5 separate regions of the Homo sapiens genome follow, and all the other regions are linked to region 3. A link is a loop called in an ENCODE intact Hi-C map of the cell type or tissue named here. Cell type or tissue: dorsolateral prefrontal cortex. All regions are shown on one strand. Region 1 has its middle 75 kb from the start of DHCR7. Region 2 overlaps SHANK2 (SH3 and multiple ankyrin repeat domains 2). Region 3 holds the start of SHANK2 (SH3 and multiple ankyrin repeat domains 2). Region 4 overlaps SHANK2 (SH3 and multiple ankyrin repeat domains 2). Region 5 has its middle 28 kb from the start of DHCR7.

Region 1 (5,000 bases), 120 kb before region 3:
TTTCCCAAGAACTGACCCAAACCAGGGGCTCCCTTGGGAGCATGCCCTATCTCTGTTTGAACCCTAGCACAGTGATCCTTGGCCAACTGCAAGCCTTGGCAAGTCCTCTTTGCAAAAGCCCTGTGTCTGCACCCTGATTAGTATCACTGGCACTTGTCTGAAAGTGGGCTCTCATTCTCTCTCTTCCTCCTGCCTTTCTCCTTCTGGGCAAATTTGGACAAAAGCTGGCATCTGCTATAATTCACATCGTATGCCATGTCCTCCACCAAGGCTGTGAACAGGAGCCCGGGCATCTACAGAGGGGACTCTATGGAAAGATAAGTAACTGGAACTTGTTTTGTTTGTTTCTCAAACAAACAAAAATCATAATCCTGACTCCATTCTCCTTAATGCACTACCAAGTTCTGTAATTCAGAACAAATGATCATATTCTCACTGTACTGCCTGTTTTTCTCTAAGAAAATATTCCAAATTGATTTTTAACTCATAAGAATTAATGAAGTTGTCGACTTGGCAAAGAGACTTCTGCACTCCCACACTGATTGCTTCATTGTTCACAATAGCCAAATTATGAAATCAACCTCAGTGTCAATCAACAGATGAATGGATAAAGAAAATGTGGTATAGATATAAACAATAGAATACTATTCAGCCCTAAAAAAGAAAGAAGTCTTGTCATTTGCAATGATATGAATGAACTCGAATGACACTATATTCAGTGAAATAAACTGGGCCCAGAAAGCCAAATACTGGATGTGATATCTAAAAATGTCAAACTCATTGAAATAGAGAGTAAAATGGTAGTTATCAGGGGCTAGGGTAGGGGAGGAGGATTGAGGAGACGTTGGTCAAAGGACACTTTCAGTTAGGAGGAATGAGTTCAAGAGATCTACTGTACAACACGATGACTATAGTTAATAACAATGTCTTATATACTTGAAAATTGCTAAGAGAGTAGATTTTAAATGTTCTCATTAGGAATACATAAGTATTTGAAAAAATTATTTTTCTGCCACATATCTAAAACTAAAATAAAGTTGTTAACTTGGGGTTCATGATGGTACTACCATGTACTGTAGTGGATAGTGGGGGGCTGAGATTGGGAAATTGTGGGTGAGCGAGGGTGGAGATCAGAGGGCTTCCCCTCTATCCTAACCTACCCAGTGTCTCCCTGTTCTGCATTTCCCAGAATCCCTTGCAGCAAGCTCCTAATGGAAGCACCTGTATCTAATTGAACGCTCCTGCAGGACAAAGGCTCTGCCAGCACTGTTTGGCATTCCTGCAGGCAAGCCCCCGCACAGAGGTGTTGACCCTTCCTCCAGCAGCTTCCCTATCTGGGTGGCGTCTACAGTGGCCATCTCCTGACTCTGATGGTGGCCTGATTCTGGAGCTGGAGGAGGAGCTACAGCTTCCCAGTTGAGCAGGTGGCTTCCTGTTGGCAAAGAGGAAGCAGCTCCTTTGCTAGCTCGGTTTTGTTTTCAAAGTCGTTCCTGAATATTCAGTTCCACAACCATTTCTTCAGCCTCTCCAATGATTCTATTTGCCCCCCGTAACCTGAAACTAATTCCTTCTTGCTAAACTAGCTGCAGTGCATCCTGTTCTCTGAGACTGAGCCCCAGTGATATAGTGCAGGTATGCATTTCCCAGGGAGATACTCCATCATTCCCACCAGCTTCCTGAGAGGGCAAATATCCGAGAGAGGCTAAGAACCTCACCCACTTGTGATCCACAGGAAGTTCTGGTGGGCTAGCACTAGTGCAGATGTCCTAGAATACTTGAGGGGAATCAAATCACGCTGAACTTGTGGTAATACAGTGCTTCTAAAAAGTTCTTCTAATTTGCATTCTGCCCATCTGGAGTTTCAGTTCCTGGGTCTAATTAACACATTGCTCACCTGAAGCCATTTTCACTTTATATTCAATTCAACAATTCAATGACTTGTTTAATAAACATTCACTGAGTAAGCATTCACCGGACCCTATGCTAGGAGCTGGGGAAACAGACATACCTGCTGTAATTCCTGCCTGGGGGAGCTTAGCTGCTGCATAAGGAGGAGAAAGCCTAGAAATAAAACCACTGCATTTTAAGGCTATTATGGCCACAGCAGAAATTATGTATCAGGTGGTAAGAGGGGAGAGAGAATGAGGCAACAATGTCCTAGGAAACGTCTGTGACCACCAACTGTGGCGACTGCGAAAAGGGCTACAAATTCTTCCCCTTCCATCAGGAACTGGAAACTACTTCTTCATCCCTAGAATATGGGTTGGTCATGTGACTAGCTTTAGTCAATGGGACATTAGCAAACATGATGCAATGTTCCATGGACTAAGGGGTAAAAAGTAACTGTGCATTGGGATTCCTCTCTTGCTGTTCTTGGAAATCCTGCAGCCACCACCATGCAAACTGGCGGATGCACAAAAGACATATGGCCCAGTAACCCCCAGTAACTATATCTGACTCTCAGCTAATCAGCAGCCAACTGCCAAATGCAGGTATGAAACTACCTGACCACCAGCTGCCCACAGATGAATGAATAAGCCCAACCAAAATAAGCAGAGGAACCAGCGAGGCCCAGCCCAAGTCACTGGGCCACAGAATCATTACCTGATAAATAATTGTTCTTTTAAGCCACCAAGTGGCGGGATTGATACATCTACTCTGTGCCTAGATTTCTACTAGGCCTCCAGGCAGAGTTTCAGGAGAAATAGAAGAAATATTTCCTGTTTTCAAGGAACTAAGGCATCACATCTGAAATTTGCCTTTGGCATAGGGGACTGACTATGTCGTGGTATCCGTCTTCTGGGTCTGCCTTCTCAGTCCAGAAGAGGTCAGTAGTTGCTAACGCTCCAAGTGCTTTTGGTGTAAAAATCCATTCTCCAAAGGAGGTTGAGAATAGACTTTTCCATCATGGTCAAGGAATGAAGATGGTGGTAAGAGACTATGGCAATGAGGCAGGTATGCTGGTAGCAACAATCCCCATTGTCCTTCTTGCCAGTGTGGCCCAGAGGCTGGGGATTGAAAGGATGCTTGCTATTTGTTAGGTAGCCTGCGTGTGAATTCCAGCTTCACTCAGTATGGACAAGCTGTAATGCAAATCACTTCACCCTCCAGGGCCTGTTTCTTCTTCAGCCACATGGGCTGACAACACCAACTCCCAGGGTGTTGGAGGAGCAGATGCGTAGACATGAGTGGAGGGCTCAGCACATGCACACCCACTCCCTCTGCTCTCTCGCTGGCCCTGCAAAAGGGCAGGGAAGTGGCCCAGACTCCTTGTAATCCCAATGGTCATCTATGCCACAGATAGCCCTGGTAACTGGAAGGTTCAGTCAGAGTGGATCATTTGGTGCCTGCGAGGCCTGGCTCTCCCCACCAGGCTCCAACCTCCCTCCTCTCTTGATTCCCTGGGTCTCCTCATAGACTCCTCTCATCCTCCTTCATTTGTGCCTGTCTTTACTGCTTCTGGGGAGAGTGTCCTGCTCGCCTGGGGCCCTGGGCCTCCTTGCAATGCCACACTCTCATCCCAGCCCCACCCCCGAGTCTAGCTGGGCCCCTCTGGTAGGGTTGGGATAGAGCTGGCCAAATGAGGCCAGTGAAGGCCAGAGCTCTGGGGCAAGCAGCTTTCCTCTCTTACAAGCTGATGGTTGCAGAATGGGGCTCAGCCTACTAGAAAAAGCTGGATCTCCCTCAGGTGAAGCAGCAAACTCAGGGGGGATGGGAAGCTCTGCAAAGCCATCCCTAATGAGGCCAGCAGGGTAGTGCAGGGTACAGGACAGAGAACCAGGAACCAAGAGGCCTGAATTCTGTACCCAGCTTGGTAGTGCTGGGCCATTCTAGGACCCACACTCACACTAGGGACACAGCTCCTGCTGTTCCATGAGCTGCCCTATGGGGTCAGGACACAAATGGTGGAGCAGGAGGCCTTGCTCCCCTCCATGGGATCTGAGAGTAGAGAGCACAAAGCAGCTGCTACAGCCTAGACGTGTCTTTCAGATCTCTCGTCCTCTCTTTAAAATGTGTGCAGGTTGATACTCCTCTCCACAGTAGACCTGTTGGTTTTATGGTTAAATGTCTTAAATTACTTACCGATTAAATTATCCAATTCTTCCTCTAAAAGAAGAGTTGAAGGAAACTGACCTCTGGGAAGCTGTGCCCCATTGTCCTGAAAGTTCAGGCCCCTGCCAGGTGTCCCCAGATCAGAGGTCTTCCATCTCAGAGCAGCAGAAAAGCAGCGCCCCCAAATGGCTGCGTCTAAGTTGTGCTGAGTGTATGTTTTTCAAAACCAATGTCAGGCAGAGAGTTTTGTGCTGGTGCAGGTGTTAGAGACTGCATGACGTCTCTGGAATTGTAGGAATTTTTGTTTGTTTGGGCAGAGGATTGGAAACATGGACGGCCTGGAGTGTGGGGAGTGTGTTTTCATGCTTGCTGTGTTTCTTCTCACTTCTCATCTCGTCTGAGAATGTGGCTGCGCTCGGGAAGCAGGCTCGCCCCTGCTGCGTGGTTGGAGAAAGTGAGGAAAACACAAGTTCTCGAGGTCATGTTTTCGGAGGCCTGCAATTGACCTGAATGCAGCAGGTGGCTCTCCTTGGAAGGACAAAGCGGCCACTCAGAGGCCTCGTGTGCAGGTTTTGTCTCACCAGCTGGCACCCATGCCCAGGCTGAGCACGAGCCAACCGCTGGCTGACAGGCCCAGCTGGAGATTTTCGTTTTCCCTTTCGCAGGAGGCTGATTCGACCCTGAAAGAGGGTGAAGCGGCCTCCCAGGGAAGCTGATGCAAAGTTCAGGTGCATCATATCAAGGGACTGGTTGCAGACCACCAGCTTGTTTTCCCCCTCAGCGCTTTTCCTTGATTTTTCTGTGAGATGGAAACTTCTCCCTCCTCCAGCCAGGGCTGGGGGCTGCCAAGTGAATGGGGAGACTGGGCAGTGAGACCTACAAAACCCATAAGTGGACCTGGAGGACAGTGGCAAGGTGGGGAACCCCTGTGGGGAGCAGCAGACCAG
Region 2 (5,000 bases), 100 kb after region 3:
TTTCCTCCCTCTCACCTATGCACAGTTAGCCATCCATCCATTCATCCATCCATCCATCTACCTCCTTCCCTCCCCTCCTCCCTTCCTTCCTCCCTCTTGCGTATCCACACAGTGAGCCATCTATCCATCCATCCATTCATTTATCCACCTCCCTCCCCTCCTTCCTTTCCTCTAATCCCTCCCCCTGCAGAGGAGAAATTTCTTTTCCTACTACCCTCCTCTCTACCTGGGGCCCTGAAATTGAGCTGACATAAGACAGTCGCAAGAGAAAAATGGTTTGTGAACACATAGAGCACCCGTCAGTGAAGAGTGTCTGAAAAAGTGCCTACAGCTTGGGCTGGGTTGGTGCCTCAGAGCAGGAACAGTACATTTGTAGAGAAGCGACAAGACAAAGGGAAAGGACTGTGAGTTTCTAGAGGGCAAATTATGGGGCGGCCAATCTTTAGGAAAGAAACAGCAGCTGAAGGCTAGTCTGTTGGTGAAGTCAGCTCTGTAGGTTCCTCCAGGGCGGGGCTGACAAGGGTCTAAAGCTGTCTCTAGTGATGAACTTCTGAAATTTACGTCTTGCTTTGAGGCACACCAGTGGCGGGGGAAGGCAGCGAGCTGTTCTCGCACCTGCTTTTCCTCCATCGTCTTCAGCTCAGGACTGTCCTTATGCCCAGGCAGCATATTTTGGGGTGGCCTCTTCTGCCCCCTGCACTCCTGCCCTCCTTCCTTGCTCCTTGTGAATGATTTCTAACAAAGAGAATAATACGGCAAACATCTGTGTCCCCAACTGTACCAAGTTTGACCTTGTCCTGTAGTTGCTGGAATTGCTTTCAGGAAGTTCATGGCTCCAAGCAGCGCGGCCCACCCTGTCTTCCTCCGAGAGGGAACTGCTCTCCTGCATTGGGCATGTGCCTTTCCAGTTGACTGCTTCTGTGCCGTTACGCACGGTGAAAATGCCCATGTACCATCTGTAGGACTGTGTGGCATCTTTCCAGCCTTTATCTGGAAATGATAGTATGTGGTTTGAATCCTTCCGTGAATTGCCTTCCTTTTGCACAGTGTTATGTTTCAGGGATCATCCACATGTAGCTTGGGTTCATTCATTGTCACAGCTGTGGAGTTCATGGGAATGAAGAGACCACAGCTTGATCAAGGGGTCCCTAAACAATCAGGGTGACCATGCATTTCCACATGCTGCTTTGGCAGGGAACAATCTTCTATGCCTTTCCATATGCACGTGGCCTCGTCCTTCCCCACAGAACGCACCCAGAAGTGGAATTGCTGGTTCAGCATGGCCCCTCCTCCCCCAGTCCCTGCCATCCCTGGGTCAAGCCAACTTTTATCCAACCCTTTCTGTACTCCTGCCCTGCAGAGGTGGGGGATGTCATAGATGCAGCCACCAAATAGTGGATGGCTGTTCCCAGAGTTCTGTGTCCTTCTTAAGAGCCTTGGTCTGGCCAGGCACGGTGGCTCACACCTGTAATCCCAGTACTTTGGGAGGCCAAGGCGGGTGGATCACCTGAGGTTGGGAGTTTGAGACCAGCCTGACCAACATGGAGAAACCCTGTCTCTACTAAAGATACAAAATTAGCTGGGTGTAGTGGCGCATGCCTGCAATCCCAGCTACTTGGGAGGCTGAGGCAGGAGAATCGTCTGAACCCGGGAGGCGGAGGTTGCGGTGAGCCGAGATCACGCCATTGCACTCCAGCCTGGGCGACAAGAGTGAAACTCCATCTCAAAAAAAAAAAAAAAAACAAGAAGCCTTGGTCTAAGGTGGCCATTGGCAACCTGGCCTGACTCTTTGTGGGGTAATTTTTATTGCACTTGACCTTGAGGAAGCTGCACTCTCAGCTGCCCCTGCCTCTTGGGGACCCCCAAGTCTGATGGCTGCAGTCTGCTCATGACTCTTGGTTCCACTCCAGTCCTGGTCTGGGAGATTCTCTCATCTGTGGGCCTGGCCCTGGCCTTTTGTTCTGTTTTTACACGGTACCTATCATTGCTCTGTGTTTGAAGCAGAGAGGGTTATTATAGCGTGAACTTGCTGCCATTCTGACCTGAAGCCCATGTTTCTTCCTCTCCTGAAGCTCTGTCCTCCAAGGAAAACAAAAGGCAGCCTTTTTTCTTACCTTGGGTAGCTCAGACAGCCCCAGTGGCCCTCTGCATCATCTTTGTAAGCTGTGGTCATCCCCGTGGCTAGCTCAGGCTCCTTTTGAGTGCCGGGGTTTCACAGCGCTGGTACCAGAGTTTGCAGGGTTTTCCTGGGTCCTGGCTGCCGCCTCTGGCTCAAGCTCCAGGGAGGAGCAGGCGGTGCCGACTTGTGTCCGCCCTCTGGGATCTGTACATTGTGCATACCTGGGGCCCTCGGCTGGTGGTCACACCAACAAACACAGACTGTGAAACCGAGCCCACGTGTGTTCCAGCGCCAGTGTCCACCGTGCCCCTGGGTTTTCTTTCATTTTCACATCTCCCGTTCTTTGTCTTCCTTCTCCCCACCTCGAAGACACAGGCAGCCATGCCGCGCAGCCCAACATCCAGCGAGGACGAGATGGCCCAGAGCTTCTCCGACTACTCCGTGGGGTCGGAGTCAGACAGCTCCAAAGAAGAGACCATCTATGACACGATCCGGGCCACTGCGGAGAAGCCGGGCGGTGCCAGGACGGAGGAGAGCCAGGGCAACACGCTGGTGATCCGCGTGGTCATCCATGACCTGCAGCAGACGGTGAGCCCCGTGGTCTGCCCTTTGGTTCACATCTGGACAATGTCACCTGTGGCTTGAACGCCAGAGGCCTGCTCTGGTCCTCCCCGGACCCACGGTCCTGACTGCTCTGGGCACACCGTGCTCCTTCCTCGCTCCATACTTCTGCCCCCGTCCCCCCAGGCTCCCTGCCGTGCCCGCCTCCCCTCCCTGCTGCCGCTGGCCTCACATCATGCTGTTGCTGTCATTGTCCCCAACTCCATCCACAAACATTGACTGGGCACCTACTGTGTGCCAGACCTGAAGCAAGAGTCCCAGAGGTGGAGAGGAGTGTTTCACAGCCTCATAGAGAAAACCCGGGCGGCAGGTGCACCCGCAACTGGCTTCTAGCACCAAGTGCAGGAGGCTCTCAGGCCTGGCCCTGCCTCTTCCTGGTGCCGGACTCTGCTGTGCCAGAGGCCCAGCATCCCATGCTCCCCCACTTCCAGGGGGTACAGCCCTGAGCACTCCTTCCCGCGTGGCTGCTGTCCGCCTCCTCCTGTCCCTCCAGCCCTGGGCCTAATGTCATTCCTGTGCCGCCCAGAGCCCTCAGGCTGCCCTGGCCCACGCTGGCTGTGTCCTGGATGTCTGTCCTTATGCCTGGGGGTCCCTTTTGTTGGATTTGCCTTCCCCGAGGAGGTTGGCCCCTGGGAACTGGGGCTGTCTGTAAAGGGGAGCTTCGTGTGCAGAGGAAGGGGTGTGGCTTCATCTTGTCTGTAAAGGGGAGCTTCGTGTGCAGAGGAAGGGGTGTGGCTTCATCTTGTCTGTAAAGGGGAGCTTCGTGTGCAGAGGAAGGGGTGTGGCTTCATCTTTTGCCTGAATCCACCAGAGCAAGCTGGGGGCCAGTCGCCCAGCCACGTTCCCTCTTGCTCACGGCGGGGACTGTGCCACATGTGGCCTCAAATCGGAGATGTGGGACAGAGCTGGAAGCGTGGAGCAGACATAATGGTTGCAAACAGGCGCCTAGTAGGGTTGGCCTGCGAACATTTCACACGCCGTCTGTCCACCTGGGGAATGTGGGTGGGGGTGGCAGTAGTAGGGGCAGTTGGTACGAAGCCCATTTGCTGTGGAGTAGACATGGTAGACATCCAAGAGTTAGGACTCAGAGGGGCATCTGGGTGAGGCTCGTCACAGTCTCCATCTGTGCTTTCTAGAAGGGTCTCCCTCAGTGGGCTGGGAGGACCCTTCTCATTTTAGCTTTGGGTTAAAGGAATGGGGAGAGGTGGGCTGGTGGTGTAGGCTGCTGCAGGTGCTTGAGGGGGTAAGCCCAGTGCTCTGCATCCACCCCGACCTCTATGAGTACAGTCTCCCGGCCCCAGCCACGATGGGGAAGGGGGGCCCAAGTGCTGGAGATCGGGGAAGCATCATGCTGCCTACTGGCTGAGTGTTGCTGGTGCCTCACTTGGTGCCCATCCAGGGTCCCAGCTCCTGGTGCTGTGGAGGAGCTAAGAGATGCCCTGGGGTTAGCACCTCTCAGGGCTTGGTCCCCAGCGAGGGCTAAATGTGTGTCTCCTCTTCCCCCAGTGCCAGCAGCTTGCGGTCCAGCAGGCACCCTCTGCTCAGCCCACCCCCAGCCCTGCTCCCTCTGAGAGAGACGCTAACTGGGCTGAGGGGACTAACGTGCTGACACGTGCCCTCTAGGGATGAACTCAGCCAAGTGGCTTCACCGTCTAGGACAAACTTGTCCAACCCAAGGCCCGTGGGCCACATGCAGCCCAGGACAGCTTTGAATGCGGCTCAACACAAATGCATAAACTCTCTTAAAACATTCTGAGGGGTTTTTATGCAACTTTTTTTTTCTTTTTAGCTCATTATCTCTCTTTAGTGTTAGTGTATTTTATGTGTAGCGCAAGACGGTTCTTCTTCCAGTGTGGCCCAGAGAAGCCAAAAGATTAGACACCCGTTGTGGGGGAGGCTCAGGGTGGCCTGATGCCCTAGAGCTAATCTGGCCATGCCACTGGCCCCAGGGGCTTCCCTGGTAGTACAAAGGCTGTTCAGGAGGATAGGCGTGGTCTTTTGGAGTTCCTTCTCCTATATTATTTAATGCCTCTTATAAAAGCTATAAATGATTGTTATGAAAAGTTCAAGTAATGCAGGAAAGCACAAATGCCAGACTTAGCAATGGTGATCACATCAATACTTGGCAGAGCCCTGTTCCGACACGTCCCTCTGCAGGATTACAGGCAGTGGGTGGAAGTGCATATGGATAGAAATACCTTGGTAAGCGTGGGCTCAAACCACACACGCTCTTAAGAAATGAGCATCATCAATGTTATTT
Region 3 (5,000 bases):
AGCTGCCTGGTCTATCTGCAGCAGTGGTTCTAGAAACCTAGGAAGGGGTGTTCCAGGGGTGGGAATCTGGTGAGAGGAGGGAAATATCCTGAGGATAGGTCTTTGAGCTGGGTTTGCAGGGTAAATACACCACTTTATTCAGATGACTTGCCTTCTTTGGTGGGGAGGGTACTGATGGACTGTTATGGAAAGGTAGAGCCCCCACCCCCACTCCCTGCAACCCAGGTCTTGCATCTGCCACCGGCCAACCCAAAGAACATCCGATTGTCCTGCTCACACCTCTCCCAGGCACCCCAGCTTCCATGCCAAACAAAGGATGCCTGCAGGATCCTGTCAGGGCGTCCTTCTTCCTGTTTTGGGGATTATTATTTTTTGATTGATTGACTCCTTTATTCATTCAACAAATATTTTATCAAGTGTATGCTTAAGGAAGCAGCGACGAGAAAGACATTTACATAAGGCAGCTGCCCTCAAGGAGTTACAATATTTATTCCATGTGTGTCCTGAAATATTCAGGCCCCAAACACAACTTTTTTTTTTTTAACCTAAGTGCTTTTAAAGACTTCTTTGAAATGTGGGACAATTATGCAAGCTGAAAAAAAAAAGTATCTAGAGCAAATATTTAACTTTGCCTTTGGTATGTTGAAGTCACCAGCCCATGCAAACCTCTCAGGCATGTCCTGTAAGATAGACTGACTTACACACACACACACACACACACTCACTCTATGTAGGGGGCACAGTTAGGGGTTTGCATAATGCCGGGCTCCAGGGTTCTGGAGACAGTTCTACTCCACAGCTTGGACTCTGATCCCCACCCACACCTTCCAGAATACTGGAAAACTCAGAACACAGAGACCTCAAGAGCTTACTCAGAAACACGCAGCTCGTACTGGGGGAGACTCCCAGTGAATGATTAAGGCCTTGAGAAAATCTATCAGCCGATGGCTCACACGGCGGCCACAGCTCCAAGCTCAGGACCCGCCCCTTTGGGCTTCCGCAAACCTAGCAATCCGGAGTCCTGGATAATAACAGGATTCCTGGAGTCTCCGGAGGGTGCCTTTGGCCTCTGGGATTCACCCGAGCCGTTGGCTTTTGCTCCCCCCACCCCACCCCCTGGCTTTTCTTGGCTTGGAGGGCAGCTGGCGGAGATACCGTTGTGCACCCCTGGGCGGAAGGCGCCCCAGAACTGGTGGCCTGGGCAGCAGACGCCGGCGTATCACCCGGGTACAAAGTTTTCGTTTGCTCTGCAAACGTTTTGATGTGCAGGCAGCCTCTATTTCCAAATCCTATTATTATAAATACTCTGTGGCGGGAGCCAGCTGCGTTCGGGATAACCGTGCAGACCGAACCGGACTTTACAAAAATCAGGGACTTTCTCGTCCGCCGGCTTTGGCCAGGGAGGGGGAGGTCCGTGAGCCACGCAGCCCGGGGCGGGGCAGAGGCGGCCAGGGCGCCCCGCGGTCTCCCGGGGTTGCCACAACAGACCCCACGCGCACGCCCGAGCCGCAGCCGCGGGCGGGAGCGGGGTCGGGGCGGGGGACTGAGGTCCGCGGCGTGGGCGGGGGTGGGGGTCCAGGTCGGGTCGCCCGCGGGTCCTGGGCCGCACGCGTCCTTTCGGCGGCGAGAGGGCCCCTCCCCCACCCTCGCCGGAGCCAGCTCCCGCGCCGGGCGGGGCCGGGTCCTTCCCCACCCCCTGCACCTGAGCCGCGGCGGCGGCTCCTGAGCTCCGGCGGGGCTGGGCGCGGCGCCGCTCGGGTTCCCGCGGCCGATCCAGGTGTGCGCGGACGCTGGCGCTCCCGGGGGGCTCGGACCCGCCCCCGACTCGCCGAGCCAGGTGAGGCGGCGGCCGGGGACGCAGGGCGCGGGCCGGGGAGGACGGGAGGTGGCCCTTGGGCACCCGATCCTGCTCACTGACGGCATTTTGGGGGCATCTCGATTCCGGGAGCACCAACTACCGGGTAAGCGCAGTCCTGGACCCAGAGAGGCTGGAGAGGTGGGCGCTGGGGGGAGTGAGCCGCGTGTCCAGGTGGGGGTCGATTTTCCGTAGAGAGCCCTTCCCCCTGCATGCCTTTCTTCCCGGGCAGGGGCCGGTGTCGAAAGCTTTGGAAGCGGCGTGGGGGCAGAGCGCAGGAAGGAGCCCCCGCTTTATCTCCTGCGCGCATGGACCACGTAGTCTCTGGCGCGTCCTGCCCCTTCCTCTGGAACAGCGCGTGTGGCGCGACCTCCCCCGCTCTCCCGGGGTCTCCTTGCCCCGGGTCACCGCCCGCCAGCCCTAGGACCCGGGCCAGCGAGCCCAGCGGAGGAGCCGGCGCGGGGCCGCCAGGTGGCGCGCGGGGGCGGAGACCCGAACCGTGGCCGCCAGGTCCCCCGAGACCCCGCTGCGGTCACCCTGGCCCTGCACGCAGAGCTCCCATCCAGGCGCGCGCGGCGGCAGCAGCAGCTGTCGCGGAGAGGCCGGGGCCGGCGCGCCTGGTGCGGGCCCGGGGGTGGCGGGTCGGGCGCCCAGGTCCCGGGGGTCGCGCTGAGCCACAGCCGGGTGCCCGACCCCGGCCCGCCGTGCTCACCAGCTGGGATAGGGAGACCCGGCGGGCGCAGCCCGGCCGCCACCGTCCGTGAATTATGCAGGAAGCTGGCACCGGCGCGCTCGAGTTGATCAAGTTTCCCTGGCAACTTTCGCCCGGGCATCCCTCCTCCCCGGCGGCCGGGCAGCTCCGCCCGCCCAGCCCGCGGCCCAGGCGCCTCCACCGGGTGGCCCCGGCCCCGGGCGCCAGGCGCGGGGACCGCTCCCAGAGACGCCGACAGCGCACTCGTCACTTGGGCTGGAGCCGCCGGACTGAGCCAGCAGGTGCGACCACCGCAGCGGGCCTCGCCGCCCGGGTTCGGGGGGATGCGGGGGCTGGGGTGGACCTCGCCGCCAGGGTTCTGGGGCTTGGCGTGGGGGTGCAGCGCGGCGCCCTCCAGGCGGGTCTGCGTGCGGACACCCTGCTCGAGGTGGGTGGGCGCGTGGGCGAGGCTTGCCTTTCCGTGGGGCTGGAGCACCCAGAGGGAGAAAGGGTGGTGCAGGTGACCGTGGGTTTTCGCAGCCGATCTTTTAAAGGGGCTCGGGGCGCCTGGAACTGAGAAGGCGCTCGAGCCAGGCAGGTGAGGGGTGGGTGGTGGGGGGGTCAGGCGAAAGTACGTAAGGCTCTCGGGGGCTGGCAGCTGCTGGCAGGGGCCTGGGCGTCCTCAGAGGCCATCCGAAAATAAAGTGGTTTTCGGGTGGAAATTCGAGGTTGTAAATTGGATAGTTGAGTGACCTCTTTTTCGTTTGAAACTCAAGTTCGAACGTTAATGAGGCCAATCAGCTAATTAAGCTTCCAGATCCAGAGAGGTAATTTCGGAAGTCCCCCGGTGGGGGAGGGCGATTTGATCTCTATCTGGGATGTGGGCCTCGGTTTTGCCGACCCAGCCACAAGGGAAGTTCTGCGCCCCTGGAAAAGGACCTGGCAGATTCAGCCTTAACCCCGGTGCCCTGCGGTCCGCATCACATAGTTAGTGACGCCCTTCTGTGCACTAGGAACCGAGCCTGGTGCCCCAGAGGGTTCAGCAGGTCCAGAACAGCCCCGGGCCGATTGCTTTTGGAGTTTTCCAACTACTTGTGGGTTGGAAACAAGGTTGAGGGTCCTAATAGGGTTGAGCCTGTGGGGGTGGAGTGAGGAGAGCGAGCTCGGCCCCCATCTGGGTTCAGTGTTAATTCTGAGGGAAAGCCGTCGTGTCTGCTCTAAGAGGGGGATTGGTAGGTGGGAGCTGTGGGTTTCTATGCCGGATGTCACTGTCCTCTGAGGGGGCTTGAGGGAGACTCTTGTCCTGATAGGAATCTGGGTGTCCCAGTAGTGCCTGAATGATTCAGCTCCTGGGAAGCACTGTCTATATAAGGCCTCTGATTCCATTATTACACCCAGGAATTCCTTGTTTTCCTGGAAGGAAGAATTGGGTGGAAAGCTTGGTGCTTCTTTGGGTCCCTTTGGAAGGAGGTTGGAATTCAAGTATCAAAGGTAACTCTTTACAAGTAGGTGATTTCACCTATAAAGATGATCCCAGAGGGCTCGGTTGACAGCACTTGGCTGCTTTTAACAAATTAGATTCCCCCCCACCCCCGGGGAGGGGGGCGGTCTGTTGGGGGGATCTTTCTGTGTACTGTCTCCAAGTACAGTCTGCTATAGAAAACCGTATTCCTATTTGGGTGAGTTTCAAGATTTTCATTCATTCATTTCTTCATTCAGGTGCTTAGGGTTGTATGCAGGGCCATGCTGGCTTCTAGGGGTCTTGGTCTAGGCCTGGGCTTGGGGAGCCAGGTGATATCAGATGTGAGTGCTGCCCAGAGGAAGGTAAAGGGATTCTGAGACCGCATTGCATTTTATATTTCATTAGTGACGAGGAAAAGGATGGGAGAGAAAAACGGGCCGGGAATTAACCAGTATACAGAAACACACTCCTAAAAATGGCTCTTTATAGGAAGGCAGTGCTTTAGCATACTTGCCTTACTTCCAAATACGTAACAGAGTTGCAGACGAGAGAGTTCTGGGATCCCCGTCAGTCCCGATGAGGACTTTTCTAAAGTGGGGCTCAGCTTGGGAGTTGCTGCAGGGCCTGAGGTTGTGCCTCCTACTCTGAAAGAGTTCTGGGCCTGGACACCTGAGGTCTTACCTGCCTGCAATTCCAGCCTCCTGCTTTGTAAACTCAAGCCGGAGCTTTCACCTGGGGCTGTTGTACCTGGAGTCTGAGGGCCCCTCCTTGGGGCAGCAGGGAGGGTGTGGCTGAGAAAAACCAGTGGAAATGGACGCGCACAGCCTCTTCAGGAGCCTCCACTTCTCCTGTAACTGGGACTGTGAGCCCCAGGGAGGGACCCTTGAGAATCTTCTTGCCTCCACATGACCTCCAGCAAAGTTCTTGACCCTGTCCGTTTCTATAGACTGGGGAATTTGTGGAAGAAAGGGAAGGAGAGGGGAGAAGGGAGG
Region 4 (5,000 bases), 140 kb after region 3:
ATTACATAGGATGAAATCACTGACCATGGTGATTGGACTCCATCCTGCCAGTCAGCAGGGCGACTGGGAGTCCTGACCCTCGAGTCATAGTCTGATCCTTCCGGCCACCAGCCCCCATCCTGGAAGCTACCTGGGAGTTGAGAGTCATCTCATTAGTGCTCCAGAGATACTCTTATCACTGAGGACAGTACAAAGGTTTTAGGAACTCTGCCAGGAGTCAGGCACAAAGAAGGAATTTTTAAATTACATCATATTCCTCGCGATAGTCTGTTCTTTCATTGCTATACAGAAATAACTGGCTGGGTGAGGTGGCTCATGCCTGTAATCCCAGCACTTTGGGAGGCCGAGGAAGGTGGATCACCTGAGATCAGGAGTTCAAGATTAGCCTGGCCAACATGGTGAAACTCCGTCTCTACTAAAAATACAAAAATTAGCTGGGTGTGGTCATGTGTGCCTGTAATCCCAGCTACTCGGGGGGCTGAGGCAGGAGAATTGCTTGAACCCTGGAGGTGGAGGTTGCAGTGAGCCAAGATGGTGCCATTGCACTCCAGCCTGGGCGACAAGACTGAAACTCTATCTAAAACAACAACAACAAAAAAACCTGAGGCTGGCTAAGAGAAAGGAGGTTTAATTGGCCCACGGTTCTGCAGGCTGTACAGAAAGTGTGGTGCCGGCATGGGCTCAGCATTGAGGCCTCAGGGAGCTTGTTCTCATGGCAGAAGGCAAAGCAGGAGCAGATGTTAGGTGGCAAGAGGGGGTGTGAGAGCGAGCAGGGGAGGAGTAGTTCCTGGCTCCCCCGTGAACTAACAGAGCGAGAATTGACTGACTACCATGGGGAGGGCTCCAGGCCATTCAGGAGGGATCCGCCCCAGGACCCAAAGACCTCCCACCTGGCCCCGCCTCCAACACCGGTGATCACATTTGAACATGAGGTTTGGAGGGGACACACAGTCAAACCATACCATTCTCCAATTCATCTCTGAGTCCTTGAGTAACAGGGCGGCTGTGACCATCCAGCTGTTCTCAACAGCACAGCTTCACTTCTGCTTCCTGCCCGGGTGACCGGGGCTCTTTGAGCTGCTGTCAGCAGCCACAAGCTCCTGGGCCTCCCTCCAGAAGTGGCTGATCCGTAAGACGGGGCAGCCCTACACATTTCCACGTGATGCACGACCCCTGTCCCTACCTCTCTCACCCAGGCTTGCTACGCCCCAAGTTTACAGGCATTGTTTCCTGCAGTGTATACGTGTTGGGTTACGTCAGTTAAGAGAAGCCAGAAACGGATCATTTCTACTCCTGCACAACATGTTGGCATCATTCAGCGATTGCACTCATTTTAGCTTAGTCAACAGCAAGAGGCTGCATGTGTGTAATTGCAGCTGGCACTTGAGCAACCTAAGTGGGTTCTCTACTCAGTGACTAGGGATTCCTCTGAAGCCCAAGATGTCATGGACGCCCACCCAGGGCTAAGGTGATGCCGCGTCTGCACGTTTCTCAGTTCCGTTGTGACACTGAGGCTGAGGTTATTGGGATCCCCAGTGTGGACCATGTGTCAGATTCAGGGAGGGGTTTCAGTGTAGAAAAAGATGAGATGCCACTTGGAAGTTGTGTGGTTTAGAGCAAATCACTCAGCTGTCCTGGCCTCAGTTTGCTTATCTGTAAAATGGGTATCCATTGGGAAAAAAATTGTCATTGAGGGCCAACTAAGGACCACACACTTTTCTGGCACAGAAAAGTCAAGGTTCTGATCCCACGGACCTTACACTCCAGTGGGAGGTGATGGACCAGGAAGAGTAAATCCATGCAGTTCATTTCAGGGGCTGATCATTTCCATAACGGCAGGAAAACTGGGCGAGAAGACCAGAGAATTTGGGAGTCTCCTCTACATCTGGCCCCAGTACCTGCAGCTGTGCAACCTCGAGCCAGCCACCCATGCTCTCTCAGCCCCGGATTCCCATTCATGACATTGAGTGAATGTTAGTAGTGATGTCCGGGAGTGGTCGTGAGGCCCAGAGGAAGTGTTCATGGAGCAGTGTGTGCGTTGTGAGCCTGGCCATCCACAAGTCCCCAAATTGACTTTGCAGCTGCTGCTCTGGTTTCATTGTCATGAAATTGTTGCTGATACTTTGTTTTTTGTTTTGTTTTGTTTTTGAGACCGAGTCTCGCTCTGTCATCCAGGCTAGAGTGCAGTGGTGTGATCTCGGCTCACTGCAGCCTCTGCCTCCTGGGTTCAAGCGATTCTTGTGCCTCAGCCTCCTGAATAGCTAGGATTACAGGTGCCCACCACCACGCCCAGCTAATTTTTGCATTTTTAGTAGAGATGGGTTTCACCATGTTGGCCAGGCTGGTCTCAAACTCCTGGCCTCAGGTTGATCCACCTGCCTCGGCTTCCCAAAGTGCTGGGATTACAGGCGTGAGCCACCACGCCCGGCCAAAATTGATGCCGATACTTAGGTTTATTAATCTCCTTTGCATGACCCACTGCAAAGGCTGAGATTGGCTCAGGGATTGACACATTAGGGGCGGGCATCAGTCTGGGCTCTTTGCCTCAGATAATTTCAGCACAATATGGTGGGCTGCTTATGAAATGTTGGAGAAATAGCAAGAAAAAGGGTCTGTGGTCCTGAGCCGGTGTCCTCTGTAGCTATGGGCTATAAATGTTTGTGACTCTGGAATAAACACTCCCTCCTTGAGTCCTTTACCCTCCTGCCCCAGAGATGCTGTGGGCCCAAGCGGATTGTTTTATGTCTGGAAAGGGGCCCCGTGGAATTGAATTCCCTGAGACTTTTAAGCTTAGCCACATGATCATGAGCCTGAGAAGGCACCTGGCATCATTCTCAGTGGCTTCTGAAATCTGGACCAGAGGTGTGATTGGTCCCGGGGCATGGACGCACAGAACCTGCTGTCCTGAAATCTAGAATCAGAAGTGGAAGTTCTAAAATGGGCCTGTAGCTCCTCCTGCCTGCTCTGTTCTGGGAAATGAATGGATGCCCTTCTGACCAGCGCACTTTCTCCCCAAACTCTGTGCAGCCTGCGCTTCACAGAACTTTCCGATTTCACAGCTGGTTTATTTGGCCAGTTGAAAACAAAACCCCACAAGTATCAGTCTGTGCACAAGAATTTTGTCTTTTGTCAAATAGCCATTTTGTTTGGCGTGGTGGAGAAAGGAGACTAGGGTTGTTTATTTGGAAGCTTTTCTGTGAGATGCGACTTTCAGTTTCAGGATGAGCTCACCCGCCACCTGCCCCGCACCATCATTTTACCCAGGGGCGGTTTTTGCTGGCTCTGAGCACATGTGTAACCGTGCAGGGTGACGGCATCAAGGGCAGTAAGGAGGGAGAGATAAAGTGGACTTGTCTAGTGCCAGGTCTGTGCCAGGAAGCTCACATTCAATGCTCAGGCCACCCTGGGAGGTGGGTGCTATTATCCCCATGGGGCAGATAAGGAAACTGAGATGGGAAAGTGCCCAGCCCTGAGTTAACTCTGTGAGTTGAGAGCATTAGGGCTGGGATTGGAACAGAGGTCCCAGCTCCAAACTCCAGTGACTCCTAAATGCTCAGCATCCTTCCCAGACCTTCTGCAGCATCTCCAGCCAAGCGGGGGGCTGGAGGAGGGAGGAGGTATTTTAGAGTCTCACCAAGCCCACTCCGACAATGTTGCTTACTCCGTGCATCTGAGGAAGATGTGCTCCTTGGTTCATGCAGTGATGTAATTTCCAGTTCAAAGGAGGCGCTGCTGTTTGGAGGGAAAAACAGTGGCTTCAGCGATCTGGGCAGAGGTTGCAGGAGTACAGGAGGTGGGGCCTTTCCCAGCCCAGGCTTTTAGGGTGTGTTTTAACAAAGGTGGACAATGTAGGAGAAAAACCTGGTGTTTGAAGCAGCATCCTCATTTACCAAAAATGCCTTGCCAAGGGCTGATCCATTCCCCTGGGAGGAACCATAACCACTCAGTTAGCTGGGGAGCCGGTCACCGGGAGGGAGACCTCCCAGCTTCTCACCTGCAGGATCTTCCCTTCCCCTTGCTCCTGTTTCTTTATATGGCTTTTTAGCTAAACTGCTACAGAATCTTGACAAAAGTGATGCTGAGGATGTTGTAGGCTCTGGGGTGCAAATACCAGTCATTTATTTAAAACTGGAAGTTTGCTGTGGGGTTCCCCGTCTTCTGTGACATAGCCAAGGAAAAGGCCCGTTTTCCCTCTGAACAACTCTGAGAAGTATTGACTTGTTTTCTCTCTCTTTTTTGTTTTCTGTGCCAGTTTCGATACAAGAAGCGGGTGTATAAACAAGCCAGTCTCGATGAGAAACAGTTGGCCAAGCTCCACACGAAGGTATGCAGGGAACGGGCTGTTATTTACACGTTAGGCAGGCGGCGTCCTCCTTGTTATCTTGTTGTGTTATCTTTAGACGCTCCTCTTCCAGGGGCACCTGCTGTGTACCTGGCATGGCGTGTGGCTGGGCTGGGATGTACAGGCAGACTGGCCCTTACGGTGCACACTGCGGAGACCCACCCGGGAGGCAGCAGGGGCTGCTTAGTGTGGCCGTGGGTGCTGGGGGAAGGGAGGCAGATCCTACTGGCTGCTCCAGGGAGGGTCAAAAGCGGCATCTCTGAAGAGAGTGGGATCTGGACGCCTGGCGTGGTGGAGGGAAGCGGGTCCACAGTGAGCCCCGTATTAGTGTTCTGCTGTTGTTGCTTCAGGAAAAACCTTGTTAAAGTGCTGTTCACATAAATTGCACTGAAGTTAGACTGCAGGTGAGCAGCAGGGGCGTTGCACAGAGTGTTCAGAACCTGGCGGAATGCACTATGCCTTGAGCTCAGAGTCCCAGATAAGACATCCACACCATGAACACCCTGCTGTCTTTCAGGGTGCTGTGCGAGTCGAGGAGGAGGCGTGGAGAGGGGGCTGAGGCATAGGGTGTGTGGGCGGAGCACTTTGCTTAACCAACAGGAGGAGGAATCTGTAATACCCAGGAGGCTTTTGTCCTGGCCCCTGGCCCCTGGTGCTG
Region 5 (5,000 bases), 170 kb before region 3:
GTGTTTTTTTAATTTAAATTTTAATTTTAAGTTCCTGGGTACATGTGCAGGACGTGCAGGTTTGTCACATAGGTAAACGTATGCCACGGTGATGTGTTGCACCTATCAACCCATCACCTTGTTATTAAGCCCCACGTGCATTAGCTATTTATCCTGATGCTCTCCGTTCCCCCACCCCACCCCCTGACAGGCACCAGTGTGTGTTACTCCCCTCCTTGTGTCCATGTGTTCTCATTGTTCAGCTCTCACTGATAAGTGAGAACATGCAGTGCTTGGTTTTCTGTTCTTGTGTTAGTTTGCTGAGGATAATGGCTTCCAGCTCCATCCATGTCCCTGCAAAGGACATAATCTCATTCCTTTTCATGGCTGCATAGTATTCCATGGTGTATATGCACCAGATTTTCTTTATCCAGGTATGTTTATTAAGGGGAAGGCCCAACCATGCATTGTGTGCGGCCACCTGGTGAATGAAAAGCAGGTTGGTATTTTCTTCCAAATACACATATGTATATATAGGTATATATATATTTACATGGGTAAATTGCATGTCGCAGGGGCTTGGGGTACAGATTATTTCATCATCCAGGTAATAAGCATAGTACTTGATAGGTAGTTTTTTGATCCTCACCCTCCTCCCGTCCTCCACCCTCAAGGGGGCCCCACCCTTTATTGTTCCCCTCTTTGTGTCCATGTGTACTCAATGCTTAGCTGTCTCTTATAACTGAGAACATGTGGTATTTGGCTTTCTGTTCCTGCATATATATATATACACATTATATATATATATATATATATATATATACATTTTATATATATATATACATTATATATATATATACACATTATATATATATATATATGTGTGTGTGTGTGTGTGTGTGTGTGTGTGTGTGTGTGTGTTTCAGTAGCTCTGGTTTGGCCTAAATGTTTTCACTGTTTAAGTCTTTCAGAATCTTTTTTTTTAAATTTTTAAATAGGAAGTGAGAACATCCCCGAGCAAGACCAAAAATTGCTGAATAAACACAAACCCCCTTGAGAATCACGCCAAGAGGTGCTGCCTCTTCACCTGGGGATTGCAAAGGTGAGAGGGGAGACGAGTGCCTCCCGGTGTCTGGAGAATCATATGCGGGTGTGCTGCCTTTGGAGCACAAATATATATATATACATATTTGAAATTCACAAACGTTTGCATTTCTCGCCAGCGACACAAGCCGGCTACCACTGCTGAAAGTGAGGCGGCCTCCAGTCAAGGTCTAGGGACTTGACCTGGTTTGATCTGGCTACACTCCCACTGCTCAATTTAGACTCTGCCCAGACTAACAGCGAGAGTGTAGCCAGATCCAGACCTTACCAACACGCTCCTTCCTCCCCTGTCCTACCAAGCTGGAATTCACTGTCAATATCCTCCATAGAAGACAGAGTTGGCTTCCAACAGTATCAGGGGATGCAGGCAAAGGGGGTGATGGGGCCTGAGATAAGTTTCAGTTCAGCATACAGGGGGCATCTGTGCCTGAATGACCAACCTTGGTAACTGGTATGACTTACTGTTCTCACTGAAAATACTACAGCTCTCCAAGTTGGAAAACAACATCAAGAATCTTTTCTGGCCAGAATAACGTCTGGCACATAGTAGGTATGCAACAGTTTCGGGATGAATGAATGGAAAATCAAATCCTAAGAGGAAGCTTCCTTCCAGACTGATCATACGTCATTGTCATAGGTGTCTCCATTGAAACACTCCACCAGGAGTGGGCAAACTGATTCTGAAAAGGGCCAGTGAGTAAATATTTGGGGCTTTGTAGGTCAGGAGGTCTCTGCTGCGATTACTCACCTCTGCCATTGCAGCGAGAAAACAACCGCAGACAATAAACACAGAATTAAATCAGCATGTTCCAATACAACTTTATTTACTAAAGCAGTCGGTTGGCCAGATTTGGCGTGTGGGCCACAGTTTGCCAACCCCTGCGCTAGACACGCTCACCATTCCTATAGGACAGAGACTGCGTTCCCCATCCCCTTAGGACCCAGAACTAGATGTTTTAATTAAGTACGTACATATTAAAACTGCCTCTCCCTTTTACGATTCTGTTTTAAGAACTTTAAAAAATGTTGCAAAATTCTTAGGTATTATGTGAGGGGTAGGTTGAAAGGCTGAAAGTACCAACCTTGCGTCAGAGGGAATAGTGTGTGAAGCCATTTCCTTCCTGAAACTTGGATTTGGGACTGAGGCGTGAGAATTGTGCTCTAGGGAACAGCCACCAGGGGGAGCACAGTGCACACAGAAGTAACCTGCTTTGCACCAAGAAACCAGCGGTGAAATCTAGAGGCTCAAAGGTGCAGGCTACTCATGGGATGTGCTGCGTGCTCACTTGGGGTACAGGAGCTGGGATTCTGGGTGCAAGTGAGGGAGCAAGATGCTGTTTTCTCATGCTCTACCCTTCCAGAGGTTTCGTGGTTTTGATTTGTGTGCGTATTACTTCTGCAAATATATGCTTAAGTATTGTACGTGTGATGTCGTCAGGACTAGACCAAGACGCATAGCACCCAGGGGAACAAGCTTCAGCCCAAATTACTTACGTTAATTGACTGATATGTGTTTAGGGAAGGGGCTGAGTGCTATGAGGGGGAGCAGAGGGAGTTCAGCTTCACCCGGATCCCCCGAAATTCAGTTCAGGGTCCACCTGCACACCCCATCAAGCCCTCCAGGCAAAGCATGGTATCATCCACACAGGACCGTTTTCCAGCTTTCTGTTGCTACCCAAACATATCCCTTGGCCCAAATGACCACATTTTCATCCAGTGGAACCAGGAATACTATACAGCAGTGAAAAACAAACCACAGCTACACACATCAACATGGGTGCACCACCAGAGGACGAATACAATAAACAGGCCACAGGAAAAACATACGAGGTGGTTATTTTATTTGCAGAAAGCCCCAAATCAGGCAAAACCAATGTCTTCTCTAGGGATATATCCAGGTGTGGCAAAAGTGCTAAAAAGAGCAAGAGAATTATTAAGCAAAATGTTAGGGTGCTGGATATCATTGGGAGGAAGATCTAAACAGGAAGTGTGGAGAATATGTGATGTCTTATACTGGGTAGCAGGTTATTAACTTATTTATTGAAACAAGGCCAGGTGAGGTGGCTTACACCTATAATCCCAGCATTTGGGAGCCTGAGGTGGGAGGTTAGCTTGAGGCCAGGAGTTCAGGACCAGCCTGGGTAATATGGCAAGACTCTGTCTCTACAGAAAAAAAAAAAAAAAATTAGCCAGGCATGGTGTTGTGCACCTGTAGTCTCAGCTACTCGGGAGGCTGAGGTGGGAGGATCATGTGAGCCCCCAGGATGTGGAAGCTGCAGTGGGCTATGATCACGCCATTGCATTCCAGTCCAGCCTAGTGACATAGCAAGGCTCTGTCTGTTAGAAAAAAATAAGGCCAGGTGTGATGGTTCAGGCCTGTAATCCCAGCACTGTGGGAAGCTAAGGCTGAGGTTTGAGACCAGCTGGCGCAACATGGCGAAATCCTGTTTCTACTAAAAATACAAAATATTAGCCAGGTGTGGTGGTGCATGCTTGTAGTTCCAGCTACTCAGGATACTAAGGTGGGAGGATTGCTTGAGCCTGGAAGGTCAAGGCTACGGCGAGCTTTGATGGTTCCACTGCACTCCAGCCTGGGCAACGCAGCCAGACTCTGTCTCAAAAAAAAAAAAAAGTCATCCCTAACATTTATATACATTACATATATCTTGTTTTATATCATAATAACATAGTATAAAATAAAAATAGAAATAATCCTTTCTGCATGTGTATCTCAGGGTGCAGCCCTGGGGAGACAGAGAAGCTTAGATCTGGGGAAGCTCTCATCTGGCCGATAGGGTTTGCAGTGTGGCTTTCTAGAAGCTGTAAGGGTGAATGAACCGCAGATGCTCAGCCCCACCCAGAGAACTGCAGCTGGTGTGGAAAGTAGAGTGGGAGGCATGACAAGTGACAGCTGTAGTGAGAGACGTCGGGTCTGGAACACAGTGACTCAAGGCAGAGGACTGTCCCAGGGTACGGGATCCAGGCTGATGCCCATGTGCCACTGCACTGCTGGCTCAGATGCCCCCGTGACCCCTGCAGCTCCCGGGGCTCCTGGGAATGCTACTGGCGGTGCCCCACACTGGGTGGTAGCTGCCTTTGTATTTACCCAGCCATGCCTTGACTCCCTGAGCACTGGGCTGCTTCCAGCTCTTCATTCCAGCACCTGTAGGAAGCATCTGTGGATGCTTGTGGGCGGGATCGGCCACCATGTTACCTGCTCTTTGCAGGAAAGCCTGGCCTTTTACATCCCAGGCCTAGGACTTGTCCCAGTTTGACCAGGACTGAGAAGTTTTTGGGGACATGGCTTCTTCAATGTTGAAACTGGAAAAAACCAAACCAGGATGAGGTGGTTATTTCACCCAGACTTTGGTACTCAAATGTAAGGGCTTGGTTTGGCTAGGACTGATTGTGTGTCACAGCAGCACGCCACATATCCTGTATGCCTTCTGTAAACCCTCCATTTATTTTGGAAGGAACAGTCATCCCGTGTCTCCCACTGCCAGCTCCTGGGGGCTGCCAGCGTTTTACTGAGTGGCTCTCAGCTGCCTCCAATCTTGCTAAGGGCAGATTAAACTAGTAAAATGGGACTTGAGAGCAATTCTTCCTCCCTGAAAGGCTAGAGTGAGGACACGAGAACACGCTTTTCAGACTGGAGAGTCAACAATCACAACAGATTTCTGTAACTGAAGGTGGTGGTTTTCTTGTCTTATCTTCGACTGGAGGGCATCAGACTTACCTGGGGGTCTTCTTAGACTAAGATTGCTGGGCCCCCACCCAGCGTTTCTCATTCAGGGGATCTGGGATGAGGACTGCGGACTGCATTTCTAACAAATGAAGCTAATTTTGATGGTCTGGGGTCCGCACTTTGAGAACTGTTGTCACAGTGTTAAGGGATACAGTCTAGATGAGGGGTTGTC

Evidence for each region. Hi-C counts contacts between places; a loop is a spot of excess contacts. Peaks named below come from ENCODE experiments on the same cell type or tissue, not always from the same donor. Only the 100,000 strongest peaks of a DNase experiment are listed, where the experiment ranks them.
Region 1: a loop joins it to region 3, with 6 times the contacts of the local background. A loop is called at or near these places in 6 of 110 quality-filtered maps.
Region 2: a loop joins it to region 3, with 2.6 times the contacts of the local background. A loop is called at or near these places in 4 of 110 quality-filtered maps.
Region 4: it touches region 3 in a loop (5-fold over the local background); 11 of 110 quality-filtered maps call a loop at or near these places.
Region 5: it touches region 3 in a loop (2.3-fold over the local background); 3 of 110 quality-filtered maps call a loop at or near these places.

The regions. Positions count from the first base shown.
Region 1 is chr11:71,370,742-71,375,741 of GRCh38, reverse strand. No RefSeq gene overlaps it. Among named protein-coding and RNA genes, the nearest start is that of DHCR7, 75 kb to the left of the region's middle. RefSeq lists a silencer at 1,800-1,849. In dorsolateral prefrontal cortex, CTCF peaks have their summits at 2,596 and 2,796 (motif pointing right); DNase peaks (open chromatin) are centred at 2,818 and 4,619; H3K27ac peaks cover 972 bases.
Region 2 is chr11:71,144,827-71,149,826 of GRCh38, reverse strand. SHANK2 (SH3 and multiple ankyrin repeat domains 2) reads left to right here. Exons shown (of 26, transcript NM_012309.5): 3 at 2,489-2,707. The coding sequence starts at 2,501. Among named protein-coding and RNA genes, the nearest start is that of SHANK2, 110 kb to the left of the region's middle. In dorsolateral prefrontal cortex, no CTCF peak of the experiment used is centred here; no DNase peak of the experiment used is centred here.
Region 3 is chr11:71,249,262-71,254,261 of GRCh38, reverse strand. SHANK2 (SH3 and multiple ankyrin repeat domains 2) reads left to right here and starts at 1,685. Exons shown (of 26, transcript NM_012309.5): 1 at 1,685-1,837. In dorsolateral prefrontal cortex, a CTCF peak has its summit at 2,269; a DNase peak (open chromatin) is centred at 2,654; H3K4me3 peaks cover 2,038 bases; H3K27me3 peaks cover 3,206 bases.
Region 4 is chr11:71,112,617-71,117,616 of GRCh38, reverse strand. It overlaps SHANK2 (SH3 and multiple ankyrin repeat domains 2), which reads left to right. Exons shown (of 26, transcript NM_012309.5): 5 at 4,253-4,324. Among named protein-coding and RNA genes, the nearest start is that of SHANK2, 140 kb to the left of the region's middle. In dorsolateral prefrontal cortex, a CTCF peak has its summit at 2,971; a DNase peak (open chromatin) is centred at 2,956; H3K4me3 peaks cover 514 bases.
Region 5 is chr11:71,417,882-71,422,881 of GRCh38, reverse strand. It overlaps the pseudogene ACTE1P. Among named protein-coding and RNA genes, the nearest start is that of DHCR7, 28 kb to the left of the region's middle. In dorsolateral prefrontal cortex, CTCF peaks have their summits at 2,060 and 2,271 (motif pointing right); DNase peaks (open chromatin) are centred at 2,264 and 3,971; H3K27ac peaks cover 1,319 bases.